Linked DNA regions of Homo sapiens: region 2 is linked to region 1. A link is an interaction called in ENCODE POLR2A ChIA-PET data of the cell type or tissue named here. Cell type or tissue: PC-9. All regions are shown on one strand. Links, peaks and the distances in the headings refer to the core of each region. The heading gives the core; the rest is flanking DNA.

What was found. ChIA-PET counts read pairs that join two places held together with the same protein. Peaks named below come from ENCODE experiments on the same cell type or tissue, not always from the same donor. Only the 100,000 strongest peaks of a DNase experiment are listed, where the experiment ranks them.
Region 2: POLR2A ChIA-PET joins it to region 1 with 12 read pairs; 3 of 35 experiments call an interaction of 5 or more read pairs at or near these places.

What each region holds. Positions count from the first base shown.
Region 1 is chr19:45,776,300-45,786,698 of GRCh38, forward strand. DMPK (DM1 protein kinase) reads right to left here and starts at 6,191. Exons shown (of 15, transcript NM_004409.5): 1 at 5,894-6,191; 2 at 3,479-3,570; 3 at 3,140-3,223; 4 at 2,965-3,060; 5 at 2,194-2,342; 6 at 1,828-1,921; 7 at 1,368-1,574; 8 at 1,028-1,291. The coding sequence starts at 6,053. DMWD (DM1 locus, WD repeat containing) reads right to left here. Exons shown (of 5, transcript NM_004943.2): 3 at 9,295-10,399; 4 at 8,342-8,416; 5 at 6,648-7,991. The coding sequence ends at 7,944. RefSeq lists an enhancer at 676-1,409 and a silencer at 3,253-3,422. In PC-9, for the core only: a CTCF peak has its summit at 6,889; DNase peaks (open chromatin) are centred at 5,412, 5,692, 6,652 and 6,902; H3K4me3 peaks cover 2,685 bases; H3K27ac peaks cover 4,448 bases.
Region 2 is chr19:45,950,855-45,961,253 of GRCh38, forward strand. It overlaps NOVA2 (NOVA alternative splicing regulator 2), which reads right to left. Exons shown (of 4, transcript NM_002516.4): 2 at 10,156-10,299; 3 at 2,926-3,092. Among named protein-coding and RNA genes, the nearest start is that of NOVA2, 18 kb to the right of the region's middle. RefSeq lists enhancers at 1,681-2,628, 9,483-10,056. In PC-9, for the core only: no CTCF peak of the experiment used is centred there; DNase peaks (open chromatin) are centred at 5,297 and 5,597; H3K4me3 peaks cover 528 bases; H3K27ac peaks cover 791 bases; H3K27me3 peaks cover 1,794 bases.

The sequences.
Region 1 (10,399 bases), core at 1,260-9,259:
CGCCTGGCTAATTTTTTGTATTTTTAGGAGAGATGGGGTTTCACCGTGTTAGCCAAGATGGTCTCGATCTCCTGACCTCGTGATCCACCCGCCTCGGCCTCCCAAAGTGCTGAGATTACAGGCGTGAGCCACCACGCCCGGCCAGCCCAGCCTATTTTTTAATTTCAGTTTATCTTATTTTTGAGACAGAGTCTCTCTCCGTTGCCCAGGCTGGAGTGCAGTGGCACAATCACAGCTCACTGCAGCCTTGACCTCCTGGGCTCAAGCCCACGTCGGCCACCCTAGTAGCTGAGTATACAGGCATGCGCCACCACGCCCAACCAATTTTTAAAACATTTTTGTAGAGACGGGGGTCTCACCACATTGCCCAGGCTGGTCTCGAACTCCTGGGCTCAAGCAATCCACCCACTTCGGCCTGCCAAATTGCTGGGGTTACAGGCGTGAGCCACCGTGCCTGGCCCCATCATTTTTTCTTGTATCCTGTTGCTTCCCTTCAGGGCACCTGCCACACTCTCCATAATTCTCTAATTCTCTAGACTGCAACTGGATGAGGGCAGGGACCAGAGCTCATCTGGTCCGTGCTGGATCCCCAGTATTGTTCAGCAAAAGGGCACCCAGAGCCGAGCAAGCATGCCATGACAGCTTGTTACACGGTGAAGAGAGACGGCCTAAGGGAGGAGGAGTCCTCTCCTGCTTCTCATCCCTCCAAGTCTCAGCTCAGATAGCTCCCCACTCCAGAAAGCCCTCCAGGACCTTCCTTGCTGAGTCAGGAGTCCCCCACCCCCTGCACTCCATTGTCTCAGCCCTGATCACTCTGGGGCCTTACTGTCTGAAGACTGCTCTGTGTTCCCCCACTGGACTGTAAGTCTAGGTCACTGCTGGGTCCTCAGTAGTAGATGGGCACAGAGCAGGTGCTCTGGGGAATGAGTGATTCAGGACCCCAGAAGGTAGGCACTGTCCTTACTCCAACTTTATGGAGGGAGCATGGGGAGGTTCCCGCAGCCGAGCAGGGGCCACAGGTACCTACCCCGCCCCCGCTCACCATGGCAGTGAGCCCGTCCTCCACCAAGTCGAAGTTGCATGTGTCGGTGGCACCTTCGAAATCCGGTGTAAAGGGGGGCACGCTGTCCCGGAGACCATCCCAGTCGAGGCCAAAGAAGAAGGGATGTGTCCGGAAGTCGCCTGCTCCACCCCGGCCCAGCCGTGTCTCCGGGGGACACAGCAACCGCTGAATGAAGTCTCGAGCCTCCTCAGGGACCCCTTCGTCCACCAGCGGCAGAGAGAGGTGCTCCTGCTCAGAGGGAGAGGAGGCGATAGCCTGGGAGCGCCTACCGGGAGAGGCCAGGTCTCCCTGCGGCCGTGCTCACCTTGTAGTGGACGATCTTGCCATAGGTCTCCGCCGTGGAATCCGCGTAGAAGGGCGTCTGCCCATAGAACATTTCATAGGCGAATACACCCAGCGCCCACCAGTCACACTCGGGCCCGTAGCTGCCTGTCCCAGGCCCACCGCCCACAGCCTGCAGGATCTCGGGGGACAGGTAGTCTGGGGTGCCCACAGCCACCAGCGACCGCACCTGGACCAAAAGGAGCAGAGCGAGGCTTGGGCCCACCCCTCTGGGCCCACCAGCTCTGGGCCCTCCTTCCAACCACTCCCCAAATGCTTAGCCCCTCCCTCTGCCTGGTCTAATACTCCGCCACACAGATGCACACTTAAGCCTGGGTCACACCACCTCTTTTCCCCTCCAAATCCAGTCCCGCTCCCACACTCTGTGCCTTCCATCCCTCATCAGCAGCCCCAGTTGCTCTGTGGCCAGGGCACTGGCTCACCGTTCCATCTGCCCGCAGCTTGAGGCAAGAGCCGAAGTCGGCCAGGCGGATGTGGCCACAGCGGTCCAGCAGGATGTTGTCGGGTTTGATGTCCCTGCACGGAGGAAAAGAGAAGGGTGGGATAAATGAACCTCCCTTCTGTGGTCCCACCAGGCTCCGCCCCTCCGGGCAGTGCCACCTGGGACCCCACTTCCTCGGGTTCCGCCCCTGTAGGGCTTCTACAGTTCTGACCCCTACTCCCAGGCACCCCCCGGTGGGCCCCAACCAAGAAGGTCCCTCTCCAGGCCCTGGCCTCTCTGGGCTCTGACCTTCCAAGAACCCGGCCAGGGAACAAGCTTGCTATCCCCTCGGCCATGCTGCACCCACCTGTGCACGTAGCCAAGCCGGTGCACCGAGTCTATGGCCATGACAATCTCCGCCAGGTAGAAGCGCGCCATCTCGGCCGGAATCCGCTCCCCAAACTTGCTCAGCAGTGTCAGCAGGTCCCCGCCCACGTAATACTCCATGACCAGGTACTGAGAAGGGGTTCGTCATGGGTGGTTGGTAGTCCCCTGAGGCCCTGATCCATCACGGATGGCTGGGACAACCCCTCCCAGAGACACCCCATCCTTGGGCAGAGACCTGCAGCCCCAGCCCAGAGATAACCATAGAGATCTGCCGGGCCAAATCAGAGACCACCTGCGGCCCCCGCCCCCGCCCCTCAAAAAAAAACACAAACAAAAAAACTTTCCTGGGATGTCACTGGGCAGATTCACTCCCCCTGAGATGTTCTGGGAAAGAGAACCCAGAGGCCACCCAACACCCAGAGAATAGGTCCCAGACACTCCTTCCCTAGGCAGTGGCCCCGTTAGAATTCCTGAAGACCTATCCCATTCCAGGTAAGAGACCCCCCGCAACAGAGACATCTTTATAAGAGTCCCCCAGATCACCCCAGAAACGGGCAGTGAAGGACACCATCCCCGTCTCAGATAGGGAAGGCCCCTCATCCACCTGACACACCCTCTTACCGCACACAGACTTTCCCACAGACGTTTCCGGGCAGCACCCCCAATCCTAGAGCTTCCTCTCCCCACCTCCTCGTCCAGTGACAGCACGGGCTCTTGTCCCTCTTCCTAGTCACCCCGGCCCGGAGCTCACCAGGTAGTTCTCATCCTGGAAGGCGAAGTGCAGCTGCGTGATCCACCGCCGGTCCCCATTCACCAACACGTCCCTCTCCTCACGGAAGCACGACACCTGCAGGGCACCCGGAGGAGCTGCAGCCGGAGACGGGGCGCGGATCCTCAAAGCCCCCCACGTCCGCCCAGCCCCTCACCTCGCCCCTCTTCAGCATGTCCCACTTGTTCATGATCTTCATGGCATACACCTGGCCCGTCTGCTTCATCTTCACTACCGCTACCTGAGGTCGAGATAGTGAGACAGAGTGGAGACGGCGGGAAAACAAAAGGGCTCGCCCAGACCCAACTCCACCCGCTTCTGCACCCAGCCGTGGCCCCGCCCCACCTGCCACACCACGCCCATTGGTCCCAAGCCCCGCCTCCAGCCCAGCCCTAGGTTCTAAGGCTCGGTCATTCATCAATTTCTAAGGCCCCGCCCCAACCCCTATGCCCCGCCCACCACGAGTCAAGTCAGGCTCCCGCCCGGTTCGGCTTACCTCGCTGAACGCCCCGCGTCCGATCACCTTCAGAATCTCGAAGTCGTCCCTCTGCAGTCGGACCTCCTTAAGCCTCACCACGATGGGCTCCGCTGGGGGGGTGGTGGGGGAAAAGAACCGAGGGTCACCAGAAAGGGCACTGGAGACAAGGGGGAAAGCCCCACCCTCTGTCTGTCTCCCCTTCTCTCTGCCTCTCAGCTTCACCCTAGGACTGTCTGCTTCCCAGGGGCTTCCCCACATAAACACCGTGTAAGGTTCTGGGGGCCAAAAATGCCCTCCCATAGAGGTGAGATGCCTGAGAAGCCCTTTGCGGGACAGGGCATTGGCCCAGAGGGCTCCAAGGGTGTGCAGGATGGTTAGGGTGGGGTAACGGAGTCTGCAGAAGGACAGACCCTAAAGAACAAGGGGAGAAGGAAATAAGACCCAGTTCTTCCACCTTCCACCCTGACTCCAGGTGACAGTTCAGGTGCAGCCAGGGCCCCACCCCCACGTTCTCATGTAGAATGTCCTGGGTAACGGCCCAGACGTGGGGTTGTATCCAGTACCTCTAGATTCAGATGCAGGTGGTTCTTGAACCACACTTTGGAAAACCCTGGATTTGGGGCTGGGGGAAGGAACAGGACAGGGAGACAAAGGTAGCATGGTCACATATCCCAGACTCAAGTGCTCCGGTCCAGCCCATCTCTCAGTCCTCCAGGAGGAGTGCTTTAGTCCTACCCCTTATTTACAGATGACAATCAGGCCTCTCAGAAGTCAAGGTCCTATGACTAGGAATGTTAAACTGGGCAGCCTGGGTGGGGGACCAGCTGGGGTGGAGGCTTGTGGCTCAGGGACTGTGGGGACAGGGAGGCCTGGACTCCCGGGGGTGGAAGAAGTGGAGGCAGGATGGAGAGAGGGATGGGTATGGGAGGGGAGGGAAGGAGAGGAGACAGTGGGTTCTGGAGGAAAGAGAGGGGTTCCGGGGGGTTCCGGGAGAGTGGGCCAGCAGGGACGAACCAGCCAGGGCTGAGGACGGGGGAGGGAGGAGAGAGCCAAGACATTGAGCCCTTTTAAGGCAGCAGGAACCCTGGCCCCCTCCCCCGCCCCAGGCCTGGCAGGGGAGGGGCCGCGAGATGCAGCTCGGGCCACAAAAGGAGTGCTCCTCCCGGGAGCGCCAGACCCCTACCCCACCCGGTCTCAGTTTACCCTGCCAACCCAACTTCATCCTCTACTAAAGGGAGGCCAGGAGAGTCATTAGGGGCTGTGGGAGGTTGGGAGAAGGTTTTTCCAGAGGCTGAATGGCCTGGCCCTTCTTGGCCTCCACCTTCCCATCTGTGAAATGGGAGGAGGAGGGAAAGGAACCAGGCCTGGGTCAGAAAGAGATGGACACAAGAGGAAGCAGGGGAAGGCGGAGAAACAGGAAACAAGTGTCACACACAGTTTGTTACACACAGGCCAAAAACCAAACACCAGTCACTGAGGGCCAGACATATGAGGGCCAGAGGGGCAGGGTGCTGGGAATGAAAGAAACCAGTGACCAGTGAGCCCGAGTCCTGGGCTTGGGGAGGAGGTGGGCAGACAAGGCAGCTGGCAGAAGCGGAAGCATCCTCCTTCCAGCCCTGGCCCCAGGCCCTGGAAAGCCCTTGCAAGAAGGGGTTTTGTGGGACAGCTGGAAGGTTGGAGGCCCTGGGCCAGGAGAACTAAAGGACGCAGGGACCCGGGGTGGCGGGAATGGTGGCTGACCCACACGGCTCATAGGAACCGAGACTTTGGGGCTGGGGGTGGGGGTGGGTGCAGAACCTACAAAAGAAGGAGACACACCCAGAAGAACCCAAAGTTGTCCCTCCTGGATCGCAGAGGAGGGGGCACTGGTGGCGCCTGTCTGCAAAGCTGGTTCTCCCACAGGGCCCGCGTGAGTCACCGCCCTCCCAGTGCCTGGGCACCTGTTGGGGCAGCTGGAGAGGCTGGCGCCGAACACCTGCCTGTCGGCTGCGCCCCTGGCAGCTGCCCCATGCTGGCCCTCCTGGCTTGCCCCAGGCCACAGGAAACCAGGGGAGAGGGCCATAGAGCCCACTTTTGGGGGGAGGGTCCTAGGAGAGGGAGCTCCCAGCATGACCCTGACCCTGACCCTGAGGCGGGGTGCAGAGAGGCCATGGGAGGCTGTTGGCAGCCTAGCCTGCTGTGACTCCTAAGCCATGGCTCTGAGTCACAGCCACCCTAGCCTCTGCTGACCTTACTCTGCCCCTCCAGAGTGGTGGCATAGGACAGAGAAATGTTGCCCCAGGGCCCAGGTCCACACTCTGAGCCCCAGGATGGGAGGATCTCCCCATGCCCATCCTGCCATCCTGCCCCCCCAACAGCCAGGCCTCTGTGCCCAGACCTGTCTCCTGCCCCACCCCCACCCCATCTGCAGGAGCCCCGAGGGTAGGCACTCACCCCACTGCAAGAAGTCGGCCACGTACTTGTCCTGGGCCAGTTCGGAGGCGCCCAGCTCCTGGTGGACGCCCAGGAGAAGGTCGAGCAGGGGCTCCAGCCCCAGGAAGCCCGGGTCCAACACCAGCTGCTGGAGCCGCCTCAGCCGCACCTCGGCTGACATGTTGGACAGGCAGCACCATGGCCCCTCCCCGGGCCGGGGGCTCGGGGTCCTCCTGTCACAGGGCCTGGCAGCCCCTGTCCAGGCCCTGGAGCCCTGGCTGCATGTCTGCCTGTCCCTGGCTGTCCCCTGGGCCTCTCTGGCCACTTCTCTCTGCGGCCGGCCGAGGCCTCCTCCCCTTCTCCCCACCCCTTGGTCCAGCCCCCCTCCCGCCTCCCAGCCTTAACCCCTCACAAGCCAGCCCCCCAAGCTCCCTCCTTCCAGGGCCCTTCAGAACCCTTCAGTGCTAGAGTAGGGGGAATGCATGGAGAATCTCAGCTGTCACACTGTCACCCCAATAAAAAGGTAGAGCACAGAGGAAGCCACAGGTGTGATGAATTTCAAGAAGAACCTGCCCATTGCTGAAACAGGGCCAATTGAGGCTGAGTGACCCAGTAGCAACCACCCCCTTGCTCCCGACAAGCTCCAGAACTGGGGGCTAGGGGGTGAGGGCTGGGGGTTGGGGCTGGGTGGGAGAAAGGGGTTGAGGCCTGGGAAGGGGACGGGAGGCCAGGGCAGCTTCTTGGGTGACTCAGAGATGGATTCCGACTCGGACAGTTAAATTTAGCCCTCAGGCTCTCTGCTTTATACCAGCTTTTTTTTTTTTTTTTTTTTTTTTTCCCAGGAGGTGGGGAAGGGGTGGTGAGGACAGGACCAGGAGGGGGCACCCTCAGAGCCTGAACAGGGGTGACCTGCTGCCCAAAGGCTGGGGGAGGAAAGTGGTGGAGCCAAGCCCTCCCTGGGCAAACGAGACCCCAAAATAGCTCCTTGGCCCCTGGCCGGGGAGCCACATTCCTGCCCAGGCTGGGATTAGAAACAGAAACATTTCGGGGGGTGGAGGGTGGCGCGGGAAGACACACTCCCTGCGGCTCCGAGAGCCAAGAGGAATCTGAGCTCTTCTTTCCAGGGTGGACGGTTCTCCAGAGTGGAAGTCGGGGCCTCCAACCGGCCTGGGGTGCCTGGGCCTTGAGAGGGCCAGGCCTGAGAAACTAGGAGGCAAGGACCGAGGAGTCCCAGCTGGGCAGGGCCTGGGAAACGTGGTCCTGGGCAGTTCTGATAATTTAAAAAACACCGAGGACTTTGATGAGGGGCCCTGGCTGCGGGCAGGATGCTCTTCTCCCCAAGAGGGTCCTGCTCCAGCCGCTGGTGTGGGTCACCAGTTGTGTGACTCGCAGGTCCGTTCCCTCCCTGGGCTCCGGCTTTTCCTGCTATGAAAAGGGGTGGGAGGCGCTGGGCTGGGAGCAGGCCTGCACTCCTCCTCTGGGGAAAGCGGACTGCCTAGAACCACAGAGTACACACACAGGTCCTCTACATCATCTCCTCCGAAGGGGACAGACCCGCTGAGAAAACAGGGAACTTTAGTATAAATAAGAGGTCCTGCGGGACAGGGAGGAACCTGAGGGGCTTCCATAATTTAACACTCTTCAAAAGCACAGACAATAGCAAGGGCAGCTGGGGTGGGGGCCGGGCGAGGGCTGGACCACCCCCGGCCCTGCCCACTCAACTGAGGGGCACACTGCAGACCTGGGGCTCTTGTGGCAGGGGCGGGGAGTCTCTCCCCAGGAGTGACCAGTCACATGCTGGGGACAGGGATGAGGGTAACACTGATGTTTCAGAGGAAGAGGTCATTGTACTTGGCAGTGGGTGGGGGACAAGGCTGAGGCCACAAGGGCTATTACATCGCCCGTGTCCGGGCCAGTCTGGGGGGCCCCCAAATTTTGTGCAGGTGGGGGGACTGGAGCAGTCCATCCATCATGGTTAGTCTTGTTAATACGTTGATCTGTGAGGTCAGCAGGGAGGGTTATGGCTAGGAGGCTGGGGGCATGGGGTTGGGGGGGCCCGATATCCATGGCTTCACACCACTGTGCCACTCGGGGAGTTGCCTGGTTGGGAGGAGATGCCCTGGGGAAGATGAGAGGGAGAGATGGGAGGGGTTAGAGACCACCTGGGCTTCAGCCAGTGTCAAGGGGAGGGAGCCAGCCCAGAGTCCCCAAAGCTGCTGCCACCCTGGCCTTGCCCTTGGGTCCGCCCTAGACCCCCCAGAGGCCACTGCTCTAGGCTGGGAACTTGCATCTTAGCTAGCTTCCTGTCCTGGCAGTCAGCACTTTCACGCAATAATCAAAGTCCTTGGCGGATCCTGAGTGAGACCATGGGGTAAGGGTAAGGGTGGGAGGGGAGGGGGAAACTGGAGCTCCCTTCTAACTTGGGAGGGACCCTGAGGTGCTGGGGAAAGAACTCAGGGACAGTCCTACCTCTACCACTGACTTGCTGGGTGACCTGGGCCAACTTCCTTCCCCTGTCTGGGCCTCGGTCTCCTCGTCTGTGAACTACGGAGACAGAGGGGTCTCTTTTAGGACTCAACCAGACTCCCCAAATCCCACCACTCTTGCCTCTGAGTCACTCAGACTGTGCTCTCAAGTTCTAGGGACTCAGGACTCTACGATTCCAAAACTGAGGATCTGAGGAACCAAGCCACGGCCTCCAGGACCCTGGGCAACTGAGTCCAAGCCCTAAGAAGCTGAGACACCCAAGACGAGCTCCGAACTTACAAGATGCCAGGCCTGATTCGCCTACTATGACCTTCCCAACGCCACAGCCCACCCAGGAGGCAAGCACATCCACCCACTGCCCATCCTACAGGCTCTGTTCTAAGAGGTGATGAGTTGGAGGTCAGAGGGGGCAGTGACTTGTCCAGGGTCACAGAGGGAGTGGGACTGGAACCCAGGCCTGGGATTCCCAGCCTGTGCCTTCAGCAGGAGGCTCAGATCCTGAGTCCCAGACCCAGGCTGGCAGCCATGCCCACAGGCTTGAGCTCGCCCCTAGTTTTGGCCTGAAGTACTCAAAAAAGTTTCACGATTTAAAAAACAGATGTTCAACAGAAATAGATTCTGGTTCGAGTGACAGGCAGTAAGACCTGGCCATGTGGGGCCCATCTGCTGCCCTTCAGACGGCCAGCCTTGGATGCCCCAATTCCTAGCTGGCTCTCACACCCACCCCTCTTTCTGCTGCCTGCTGCCTAGGGCTAGACCCCCTCACTCTAAGGATCTGAGAGGTCTTGTACTGAGACACTAAGATTTCCCTGGCTTCCCCTCACCCCACGGAGCCAGAGGCTGTGACAGCAACAAAGCCCTCTCTCTGCCAATGCCTGCCTCTTCCCACGAAAGGTCCTGCCAGGTCCCCGGCAGGCTGGTGTGGGGCCACTCACCGCCTTGCCCGGCCGGGCCCAGGTGCAGATGAGGCCCTCCTGGCAGGCAGTGATGATGCAGTCCTCCAGGAACAGGAGGACTGTGAGCCGCTCCTGGGCGATCTTCTTGCACACAAGGGGCTCCAGCAGGGGCACCTCGTGGATGCGCGGGCACAGCGCAGTGCCCAGCACCTTGGCGGGGTCCAGGCGGCTGCGGGGAACAGGGCCGCTGGGCTTCTCCCCACCACTGCCACTGCCGCCACTGCCACCCCGGCTGATGTTGCCCAGGCTGTGGTAGCGCTTGTGCTCCTTCTCTGCCCCCCGGTCCCGCCGCTCCTGCAGTGTGAGCGTGGCGAAGCGGCCAATGCTGAATGGTGTGCCAGGCTCTGCCGCCACACCCGGGCCGCCCGCCTTGCCCCCGCCAGCTGGGTGCGGGAGACTGTTGGAGCGGGACAGCGAGCGAGGCAGGGGGCCTGGGCCAGGCTCGCCACCCCTCGAGCTGCTGGCGGCCGGTGGCGTGGTGCCAGGTGTGCCAGGGAGGGTGCGGGTGCGGGCCAGGGGGGGGTGCGGGTAGAGCACGTCTTCAGTGAGGTCCCACAGGCAGAACTGCGTGTCCTGGCCCGCCGAGCCAAAGCGGTAAGTAATGGAGCCAGCCTTGGGCAGTGGAGAGAGCGGGGCGCCCCCGGCCGAGCCTGTGCCCGCAGCCTCGGGCTCCTCCTCCTCCTCTTCGCCGCTCCGCTCCCCATCAGCACCGGCTGCTGTCGCCGCCTCCTCTGCCCTTGTGGTGTAGGGGTCAAAGGCCACAGCGTTGACCCAGGACTTGTGGCCATGGCCTCGAGCCACCACGCGGCCCTCGGTGAAGGACCACACGGTGACCAGGTCATCTTCGCCACCCGTCACCACGTAGCGGCCGTCAGGGCTCCAGCACACACACAGCAGGCCCCCAAAGTAGCTCTTCATGAGCCCACGCAGGAGCATGGAGTCGAAGTGGAAGACGCGCAGGCAGCCATCCTGGCTCACACAGGCCAGGTGCCGGCCATCGGGCGAGAAGGCGAACTCGTTGAGGGGCCCCTCACCCACCGCCCACTTGGCCAGCGGGTTGCGGGGTGCCTTGCTCTTGGCAGCA
Region 2 (10,399 bases), core at 1,690-9,689, 170 kb after region 1:
AGATAGGTGTTATTATTACCCCATTTTCTAGATTGGGAAATGGAGGCACAAAGAAAGAACTTGCACAAGTTCTTTCACAGGTAATGAGCAGTAGAGTCAGGATCTGATCCCGGGCCAGAGTTTATGCTCAGATTCCTAAGCCTTACCAGAAATATTGATTCAGTGGTTCTGGACAGGACCCATGAATCTGCATTTTAAGCTACCCAGATGACTCAGATATCAGCTAGGGGTGAGAGCCACTGGTATAACCCAGAAGTGGCAATCTGGTGATCCTCAGGCCCCAGTCAGCCTACAGCCATACATGTTTTTTTGACCTTCATAGTGTTTTAAAAGCAGAGTTGGCCTGGCGCAATGGCTCACGCCTGTAATCCCAGCACTTTGGGGAGCTGAGGCGGGTGGATTGCTTGAGTCCAGGAGTTAGAGAACAGCCCGCAACATGGTGAAATCCTGTCTCTACAAAAAATACAAAAATTAGCCAGGGGCCGGGCGCAGTGTCTCATGCCTGTAATCCCAGCACTTTGGGAGGCCAAGGAAGGCAGATCACCTGAGGTCAGGAATTCGAGACTGGCCTGGCCAACATGGTGAAACCCCATCTCTACTAAAAATACAAAAAATTAGCCAGGCATGGTAACAGGTGCCTGTAATCCCAGCTACTTGGGAGGCCAAGGCAGGAGAATCACTTGAACCCGGGAGTTGTAGGTTGCAGTGAGCTGAGACCAGGCCATTGTACTCCATCCTGGGCAACAAGAGCAAAACTCCGTTTCAAAAAAAAAAAAAAGAAAAGAAAAAAAAATTAGCCAGGCGTGGTCGTGTTCACCTGTAGTCCCAGCTATTCAGTGGGCTGAGGTGGGAGGATCGCTTGAGCCTGGGATGTCGAGGCTCCAGTGAGCCTAGATCATACCACTGCACTCCAGCCTGGGTGACAGAGTGTGACTCTGCCTCAGACTAATATATATTAAATAATAATAATAATAAAGCATTTTAAAGTCAGTTGATCTAAAAAATTTATGGCTTCTTTTGAAAAATTTGGAAGATGTGGTAGCACTATGTTCATGTTCCCAAAGTGCAATAATTCGGTGGATTTGAGTGGCAGCTTCTCCCTTTAAAGATGGCATACCCTCTCCAGAGAGCAACAACCCTCAAGGCTTTTGTTACCTTTTTCAATACTTTAGTTATTTAATTTATAATCCCTGGTTTGGCCCAGCTGCTGCACTGTAATAAAAGAGAAACTGAGGTCTACAGAAGGAAAGGGGCTCTGAGTAACACTGCAAGTCCAAGGCAGAAAAGAAGTAGACCTGTTTCCTGACTCAAAAATCCCATAATAACAACAGAGAACATTTTTGGGGCTAACTTTCTATGCATTATACACATAAGCTATGTGCTTTTCAAACATCAACGAACACTAACCATCACCCTTAAGGAGGCATCATAATGAATCTCATTTTACAGGTGAGAAAAATGAGGATTGGAGAAATCAAAGTCACTTGCTCAAGGTCACATAGGACGTAAGTACTGTACGGAGAAGGATTCAACTAAACAACAGAGCCCAGAGCCTGAGTTTTCAGCTATGATCTCCCTCAGTCTTTGGAACACTCGAGTAATAAGGCAGGGAATAAATCCTGGTTCTATAACCTTTCGACTCCACTGTCTCAGAGCTCCTGTGGATTAGGGGGAGGGGGTAGAAGGCTCAGGCACAGATGGTGCTGACCCCATTTTCCTTGCAACATTCACAAACTCCTGATGAACCCTGAGTCCCTTGTGGCCACGACCAAGGCGGAGGGAAGAGGCAATGCCCTCGCCTCCCTGTAAACTGTGAATAACTTGTGCGCTGCTGGTGGGAAGGGATTCGGGAGAAACCTGGCGGGGAGCGAGGAGCTTCAGCACCAAGGACAGCGTCCGCGCTACACGCCCCAAGCCCTGCGGTCTTTTTTGGGAGCGCTCCACCCTGCAGCTCTCCTCCAGGCTTCTCCGCCCACCATTTCCCCATGAGCTTAGGGGAACTCAGGCCTGTGCTCTGCCCCACCTCAGGGCAACGACAGGACCCAAGAATTCCAGATTTTACGGACTCCCTCTCTCCTGTCTTTGCCTCTAGGTAGACGTTAACGAGCCCTCGCAAGGGGCCCTCCCGTCAGCCCAGGGGTTCTCGCCCCATTGCACGGAGTACGCATGCATAGGGGAGTGGGGACGGGAGAGAAAACGGGAGCCAGCCCCGCGTTTCCGTTCCCTTACGCACTTCCGGGTCCGGACAGCGCTGCCTGCAGCTTTGAGGGGAGCCCACCTGCCCCGTGAGCGCCGTCGTCATGGCAACCGGACAGGCCCGGGAAGCGATTGGCCACTCCCTGCCACGCCCCTATGCCACTGCTTCCCCGTAACTGAGGCAACGGAGGGGCGCTGCCTTCCCCCTTCCATTCCTTCCTGGAGAGGGCTGTGTAGGAGAGGGACCCACCTCTTCTCTCGCTAATGAAACACCACCTCTACCCCCATACGTTAATTATGGAGGGAAGGAGGATGAGAGGCCATTTGTAAACTCTTCTGGATGTGGCTGAACTGTCACTGAGGTCACTTCCGGTGATAGCAGGAAGTGGGAGGCAGGTCGTTCAGAGAGACAATGGGATGAGGTGGAAGAGAGAAGAGGAACTAGAGAATCCTAGGAAGAAAGGATCGAACAATAGGGAATCATGCCACATTCTCCCAGACCTTCACTCCCTCTCTGAATCAAGCCCACTCTAAATGTTCTGGAGTCCTTTCTATTCTATTAGAGCTGACTCCCTAAAAATAATACTAACCACTACCATGTGGTCTTTGACTGATGAGATTTTTATCAGCTTTGTCCCATTGAACCTCACAGTAAGCAGTGATGTGGGAGGAATGTTTCTTTGTGAATGTCAACAGCTTTACAGCAACCCAGTCTCTGCCCCAGCTGACCTGCTTGGCTCTGTCGGGGTTCATCGTGGTTTGGGGTTGAAGGATGTTGACCACCTCAGGCTTGGTCATCGCTTGTGGGATTTCTCGGACCTTCTCGGCAATAAAGCTGTGCACAGCATTCAAGGCCTCTGCCGTGCCCTGTACTAGGCATACCCGCTCTGTGGTTCCTGTTGAGCAAGGGAGAGAGAGGGCACACTCATGAGACAGGAATGGGAACATTCCTGAGAGACAGGCCCCATTTAATGGAAGAGGCAAGCTGAGGTCCAGAGAGTGGACCTGACTGATCACACGGTGAGCCTGGGGGAGCGGGCATGGGCTGGCAGGCCATGATGGGCAGCTGGGAGAATGAGTGCCATCCTGTTTTATAATCTGCACTTCATCTCCCTCCCCTAAAACAACCTCTAGGGATGGAAGAATGATGCTTAAATGTTTTGCGATGCCCACAGCAGCCCTGGGCAGGGGAGACAGGGCTCAGCTGCCTCTTCTCAGTTCTTGCGGTTCCCTGGTTGCTTTGGCAACCATTCACTCACTCCGCCCCCCTCCCCTTCTGGAAGCAGAGAGCTCAGGCCTGCAACGGTTGCCACAGTAACTGGAACCCCCTTATCGGTCTGGCTGGCCGGGTCCTCAGCCCACCCCCAGGGGGACGAGGGACGAGGCCCTGTTGTCATGGCAACCCCTGAAAGCCTGCAGCGTTGGCCTCTGGGCTTTTTGGAGAGGATGGGGGAAGAGCTGGGGGATGGGGGAGGCAGAGGAGAGGCCTGAGTGCCTGTCTGAACCCACCAGATGGAGGGCTGAGGGGTGGGGGAGGGCAGGGGTGTGGACAGGGGAGAGCAGGGTGGGTCAAAGACTGCTCATGGAGGAGTGAGGACCAAGGAACTGGGGAGGGAGGGTCTTTCCTGGAGATTCTCCAGATACTGGCTGTGGCTCTGTCCTGGGCATCCTTCTCATTTCTGCATGAGAGTGTTAGGGAGTGGGGGCACGGGGGAGAGAGAAACTGGGGGGTATTGGGATATGTGTGTGAAAGAGATTCTGGGTGACACTGTGACCAGTGTGTGTGTCTGCGAGGCTGGTGAGTGGTGTGTGTGTGTGTGTGTGTGTGTGTGTGTGTGTGTGTACTTGAGCAGGACTAGCTAGATGATCCTAATCTGTGTTTGTAGAAGATAAAGTGCAGAGACTGCCTTATGAACAGACTATGTGACACAGTGATTCCGGTGAAGATGTTCGTGCGTGCCCTTGTGTGTGGGACAGACTTTGGTGTCGCTTTGATGATGAAGGTTATGTAGACTCTTTGTGAGACAGAGCTGAGTGTATGTGAGAGTTTGAGAGAAAGAAACAAAAGAATCTCACAAAGTGGGATAGAGGCTACACAATGAATATATACCACTTTGAGACTGGATGGCAGTGTATGTGTCTGCATTTGTGTGTGTACGTGTGTTTGTGAAAGTGAAAGAGAGACACACTTCTGGATGTTTCTGAGACTATTTGGATGACCAGTGTGAATATACACATATGTACAGGAGACAGGAAAGACCCTATGACCAGTGTGTGTGAACCTGAGAAGGAGAGACAGACAGGTAGACTCAGGTGTCAGTTTGTAGGACTTTTTGGATGACTGGTGTGTTTGTGTATGTGTGTGTCTGAACATGTGAATTACAGCGAGACAAAGAAAACTTGACTGGTCAGTGTGAGAATGTGCGTGCCTGGGTGAGCCGGGATGTGTGTGATGCGTGGAGTGTGAGTGTGTCTCTCTCTCTTTGAAGGGGATTCTGCCCCTGAGAATGTAAAAGGTCTTGAGTGTGGCCGGGTGCGGTGGCTCACGCTTGAAACCCCAGCACTTTGGGAGGCCGAGGTGGGCAGATCATGAGGTCAAGAGATCGAGACCATCCTGGGCAACATGGTGAAACCCTGTTTCTACTAAAAATACAAGAATTAGCTGGGCGTGGTGGCACGCACCTGTAGTCCCAGCTACACGGGAGGCTGAGACAGGAGAATCGCTTGAACCTGGGAGGCGGAGGTTGCAGTGAGCCGAGATCATGCTACTGCACTCCAGCCTGGCGGCAGAGCGGGACTCCGTCTCAAAAAAAAAACAAAAAAAAGAAAAAAAACAAAAAGTGTCTTGAGTGTGCACCAGGCACCGTGTGGCTGTGTACCTGTGTGTCTGGGATACCTGGGGTGTGTGTCAGTGTCCAGCAAGCACTTCAGTGCAGCACGCTGGTGACACGACCCTGACTCCTCAATTGCCATTTCCCAGTCTGGCAGGCCAGCCTCGCCATGTGTCTGGGCGTCACTGTCTGTGGGTCACTTGTGTAGCTGACATCCCCCACCCGCTTTGGGCCATGTTCCTCACTCTTACTACCCCCCCTTCCCCACCCCAGAACAATGGCTTGGTCTGAGCCAAGGGTGAGTCAGCCTGCAGTCTGCCTCCGTCTGGTGTAAATAGGAAAGGGTGTGGGTTGGGGTGGGAACTGGGGGGCGGGGTAGGGGGAGGTGGATGCCCCAGGAAGAGCTGGCCGAGGGTTTGCCTCTCTGTGAAGCTTCCTTCCAACTCAGGAAGTCTTTGACCTTCCATCCCCTTGTAGTTTTTACAAGGGGGCCCACAGGGGCTTTTGGGGAGGTTGGTTAAGCCCCACAAGAGTGTCTAATAATAGCTGACCCTTATACAACCCAAGCCTCAGGCACCATTCTAAGCACTTTTTTTTTTTTTCCCTGAGACAAGAGTCTCATTCTGTCGCCCAGGCTGGAGTGCAGCGGTGCGATCTCAGATCACGGCAACCTCTGCCTCCCAGTTCAAGTGATTCTCATGCCTAAGCCTCCTGAGTAGCTGGGATTACAGGCGTGTGCCACCACGCCCGTCTAAGTTTTGCATTTTTTGTAGAGATGGGATTTCACCATGCTGGCCAGTCTGGCCTCAAGTGATCCACCCGCCTTGGTCTCCCAAAGTGCTGGGATTACAGATGTGAGCCATCGCACCTGACCAAAGCACTTTATACATACGTGTTCACTTAATATATGAAGTAGGCAATATTATTATTGTCCCTGATTCCCTGCTAAGGACGCCGAGGCACAGAGAGGGCTCAAGATGTGTTCAAGTTCTCTTAGATGGTAGTGGATGTTCAGAGATTTGAACCCAGGTGTCTGGCTTCAGAGTCTGTGCATTCTGCTAAATTTGGGGTGCATGGAGTGATCAGCTCTATGTGTGTATCTTGGAGGGAGGCATAAAATGATGACAGTTTTATTTTTGTATTTTTGATATTAAAAAGAATATGAATGTATTAAGTAGTCATTCAAGAGTATGCACGTTGATAGAGGTATGTTATAAAACTATAAAAATGTTTTTTGAAGTGTGTGTGGTGGGACACAGTGGCTCATGCCTGCAATCCCATCACTTTAGGAGGCCAAGGTGGATGGAGGGCTTGAGCTCAGGAGTTCAGCCTGGGCAATATAGCGAGACCCCATCTCTACAAAAAAAAATATACAGGCCAGGTGCAGTGGCTCACGCCTGTAATCCCAGCACTTTGGGAGGCCGAGGCGGGTGGATCACCTGAGGTCTGGAGTCCGAGACCAGCCTGCTAACATGGTGAAACCCTGTCTCTACTGAAAATACAAAAAATTAGCTGGGCATGGTAATGGACGCCTGTGATCCCAGCTACTCGGGAGGCTGAGACAGGAGAATCGCTTGAACCTGGGAGGCGGAGGTTGCAGTGAGCCGAGATCTCACCACTGCACTCCAGCCTGGGCAACAACAGCGAATCTCTGTCTAAAAAAAAAAAAAAAAGTAGCTGGGCCTGGTGGTGCACACCTGTAGTTCCAGTTACTCAGGAGGCTGAGGTGGGAGAATCACCTGAGCCCAGGAGGTTGAGGTTGCAGCGAGCCACGATCGTGCCACTGCACTCCAGCCTGGGTAACAGAGGAAGACCCTGCCTCAATATAAATAAATAAATACAAAATAAAAAGTGTGTGTGTGTCTGTGCTTTTCTTCAGCAGTTAGGGTATAAAGCTTCAAGCAGATGTTCAACATCAGACGGTGTTTTAGAATCCCTAGGGTGGCCGGTCGCGGTGGCTCAAGCCTAGCACTTTGGGAGGCCGAGGCGGGTGGATCGCGAGGTCAGGAGATCAAGACCATCCTGGCCAATATGGTGAAACCCTGTCTCTACTAAAATACAAAAACATAAAAATAAAAAAATTAGTTGGGCATAGTGGCACATGCCTGTAGTCCCAGCTACTCGGGAGGCTGAGGCAGGGGACTCGCTTGGACCCAGGAGGCAGGGGTTGCAGTGAGCCGAGATCACGCCACTGCACTCCAGCCTGGTGACAGAGCAAGACTCCGTCTCAAAAAAAAAAAAAAAAAAAAATAGAATCCTCAGGGTGGATCTGGGCTGACGCAAGGGAGTCTGTGTGGCCCTTGCGCAGGTGCTTGCCTTTTTCTGCATTTCAGTTGCTCCATGTATGACCTGGATGGATTGAATCTAGGGCTTTGGGATCCACCACAAAGGAGGGGAGGTTGTGTGTTCTGCCCTTCTCTTGGAGTTAAGTGCCAGGTAGGTTTTTATTTCATGTAGTAGACACCCAAGTGCTGTGTGTGTGTGTGTGTGTGAGAGTGTGTGTGTGTGGGAGCATGTGTGTGAGTGGGGTGTGTGTGAGTGTGAATGAGTGTGAGAGCACGTGTGACAATGTGTGTGTAAGCGTGTGTGTGAGTGGGATGTGTGTGAATGAGTGTGAGTGTGTGTAAGCATGTGTGACAATGTGTGACAGTGTGTGTGACTGTGTGTAAGCGTGTGTGTGGGTGTGAGGGTGTGAGTGTGAATGAGTGTGTGTGAGCATGACAGTGTGCGTGTCAGCGTGTGTGAGTGTGAGCGTGTGAGACTGTGTGTGAGTGTGCATGTGAGAGTGTGAGTGTGTGTGCATGCTAACCTACTAGGCCCAGAGTGCCCTTTCAGTTTCTCCACTGTCATTTCTCACATGTTCTGTCTGCTTTGGCTACATTGACCAAACTGCTCAGCAGCCTCCGAGTATGCCATTTTGTCTTCCTGGGCACACTTCCCTGCACTTTACCTCGCTCATCCTTCCCTACTGCTCTGGTCGTCTCTTCCAGGAAGCTCTTCCTGACCTCCCTGGGCTGGGTCCTTTGTGCCACTTGGGCTCCAACTACCAACCTCTGGACTTCCTGTCCCAGCCCTGACCACTCTGGGTCATCACTGGTGTGACGTCTGCTTCCCTGACTGGGATGTGAGAACCAAGGAAGCAAGGCTGGGACATTTCAGCCACTGCTATTGTCCCCATTTCTGTCTGGCACCGGGCTGGCATAGAGGAAGTGCTCAGAGAATGTGTGTTGAATGAATGAGTGAATGAATGAATGACAGGGTGTCACGCCAGGAGTGGAGGGAAGTGTTTTTTGTCTCCTGCAGTAGCTTTTCCATTTTCCTACATTCCTGTGGGATGTAGGACTAGGATGTAGGGGGCTGTGTCCTGCTTCTCTGAGTCAGCAGCCGGCTCATGCTGTATGATCTGGAAGTTGCACGCCAGGAGTGGGGATGGGGGCTGACCACATGTCCAGGGGCTGAGGAGAGACGCTGGCTCCTGTTGCTTGTCTGAATACTGTTTGACCTGGTAGGACCAATGTCTGTCCCGCCTTCTGGGTTTCCCAGCTGCCTGGCCTGTGGGGTGTGTCAATGGGCTGGGAGGGGACGACATGTCTCGTGGCACAGAATGTGATCCAGGAGCAAGGAACCAAGTGTCCTCGGAGGAACATTCCGAACAGAGGTCTTATCCATATCTTGTGGGCTACAGGGGAGTGGGGAAAACTGGGCCAGGGTGGAAGAGAAAAGGAGGAGGTGTGCCTGGTTCACTCGATTTTTCTCTAAACCTCTTGCCAAAGCTGCTTAGTGAGATGGGAGGCTGGGGGCGGGGTGGATGGTGGAGAGAGAGAGAGAGAGAAGAGGAGAGAAGATAGAGCAGAGAGAGAATGAGAGAGAAAGAGGGAGGAGAGAGGGAAAGATAGGAGAGAGGAGAGACGGGGTGGGGAGAGAGAGAGAGACAGAGAGGGAGAGAGAGAGAGAGAGAGAGAAAGAGAGAGAGAGAAAATGAGTGCGTACTGACCCTGGGCTCCAGCTCTGGTGTTTGACCTAAAAAATCCAAGGGGATTAAGGATGAACTAGAACCAGCACTGGACCAAAGATGCAATTCAGGAGGCCTTCCCTGGAGTCCTAGATGTCGATGCTTGTCGGGCATTGGTCTTGGGAGGGAGATAGGGAGAGGTGAGAGACTTTGGAGGGAATAGAGAGAGTGGAGGGGCCTTGGAAAATGTATGGTTGGGGGAGAAGGATGGAGCAGGGGGAGAGGCAGAAAAGGGACTGGGTTTGGAGGAAGGGAAGAAAAAACCAGGAGGGAGCTGAGACTTAGGAAAAAAGAGACACAGGAAGGGAGAGGCAGAAAGAAATGTGTGACGCCCGCAGAGGAGGACCTCAGTGAGAGGGGGCTAGTAGATACTGGTTGAATGGATGATTGAACAGAGTTCAGAGAGAGAGAGGAGGAAAGGAAAAACGTGAGACTATGAGAGGTGGAGGGAAGGAAAGGATGGGGAGAGAGACAGGAAGACAAAAGGAGAAGGAAAGATGAGGGGAGGGACAGGGAAAGCAGAGGACAGATGAAGAGGACAAGAGATGGGGGGTATCCAAACAGAACCAGAGAGATGGACAGAGAGGCAGACAGAGGGGCAAGAGACAGAGGGAGGCAGAGGGGAGCAAGAGACGAGAAGTCAGAAACAGAATGAGAGGGAGACACATAAAGAATGACACCGAGACAGAGAAAACCAGTGAGACTGGGCAAGAGGGGGTGACAGAATTCCAAAGGGGGGAGCAAGTGTGTGGAACATGGCTGGCTGGCCCCCAAGCCCGGAGGGACGCCCTGACACCTGCCTCCCTCCCCACCCTCGCTCCTCCAACTGACCAGAGGGGGCAGGTGTGTGGGAAAAGACACATCTGCCAGCGCATCATGCAAATGAGCTCATGAATATGCAGCAGGCCCGTTGTCTTGCCCTGCCCCCACCCCCATCTGCTCGGCCAGGCCCCTCGGGCTGGGGGCAGCTCTGTCCCCTTAGGGGAAGGGGAGGCCCCCTCCCCACCACTGTCACTGTCCTTAGGGCAGACCTTCCCCCTCATCTAGGGCCCAGGTGGGAGGGAGAAAGGGAGGAAGGGCGGGGGGCCTAGGGCAGAGACCTGGGCCGGGGCTCACCGGGGTAGAAGTCTTTGGACTTGGAGAGCTTGATGGTGGCTCCGGTCTCCTTCTGCAGCTGCACGATGGTCTGCCCGCCCTTGCCAATGATGGAGCCCGCCGCGTAGCTGGGGATCAGCACCTTCAGGAAGTATTCGCCTTCCTCTGCGGGGGCACACAGGGTGGAGGGGAGTCAGCGGGGGAGGGGTCTTCACCTTTGGAGGGGGTGAGCAGAGGAAACCCCAGGGGTCACAGTAGCAGTATG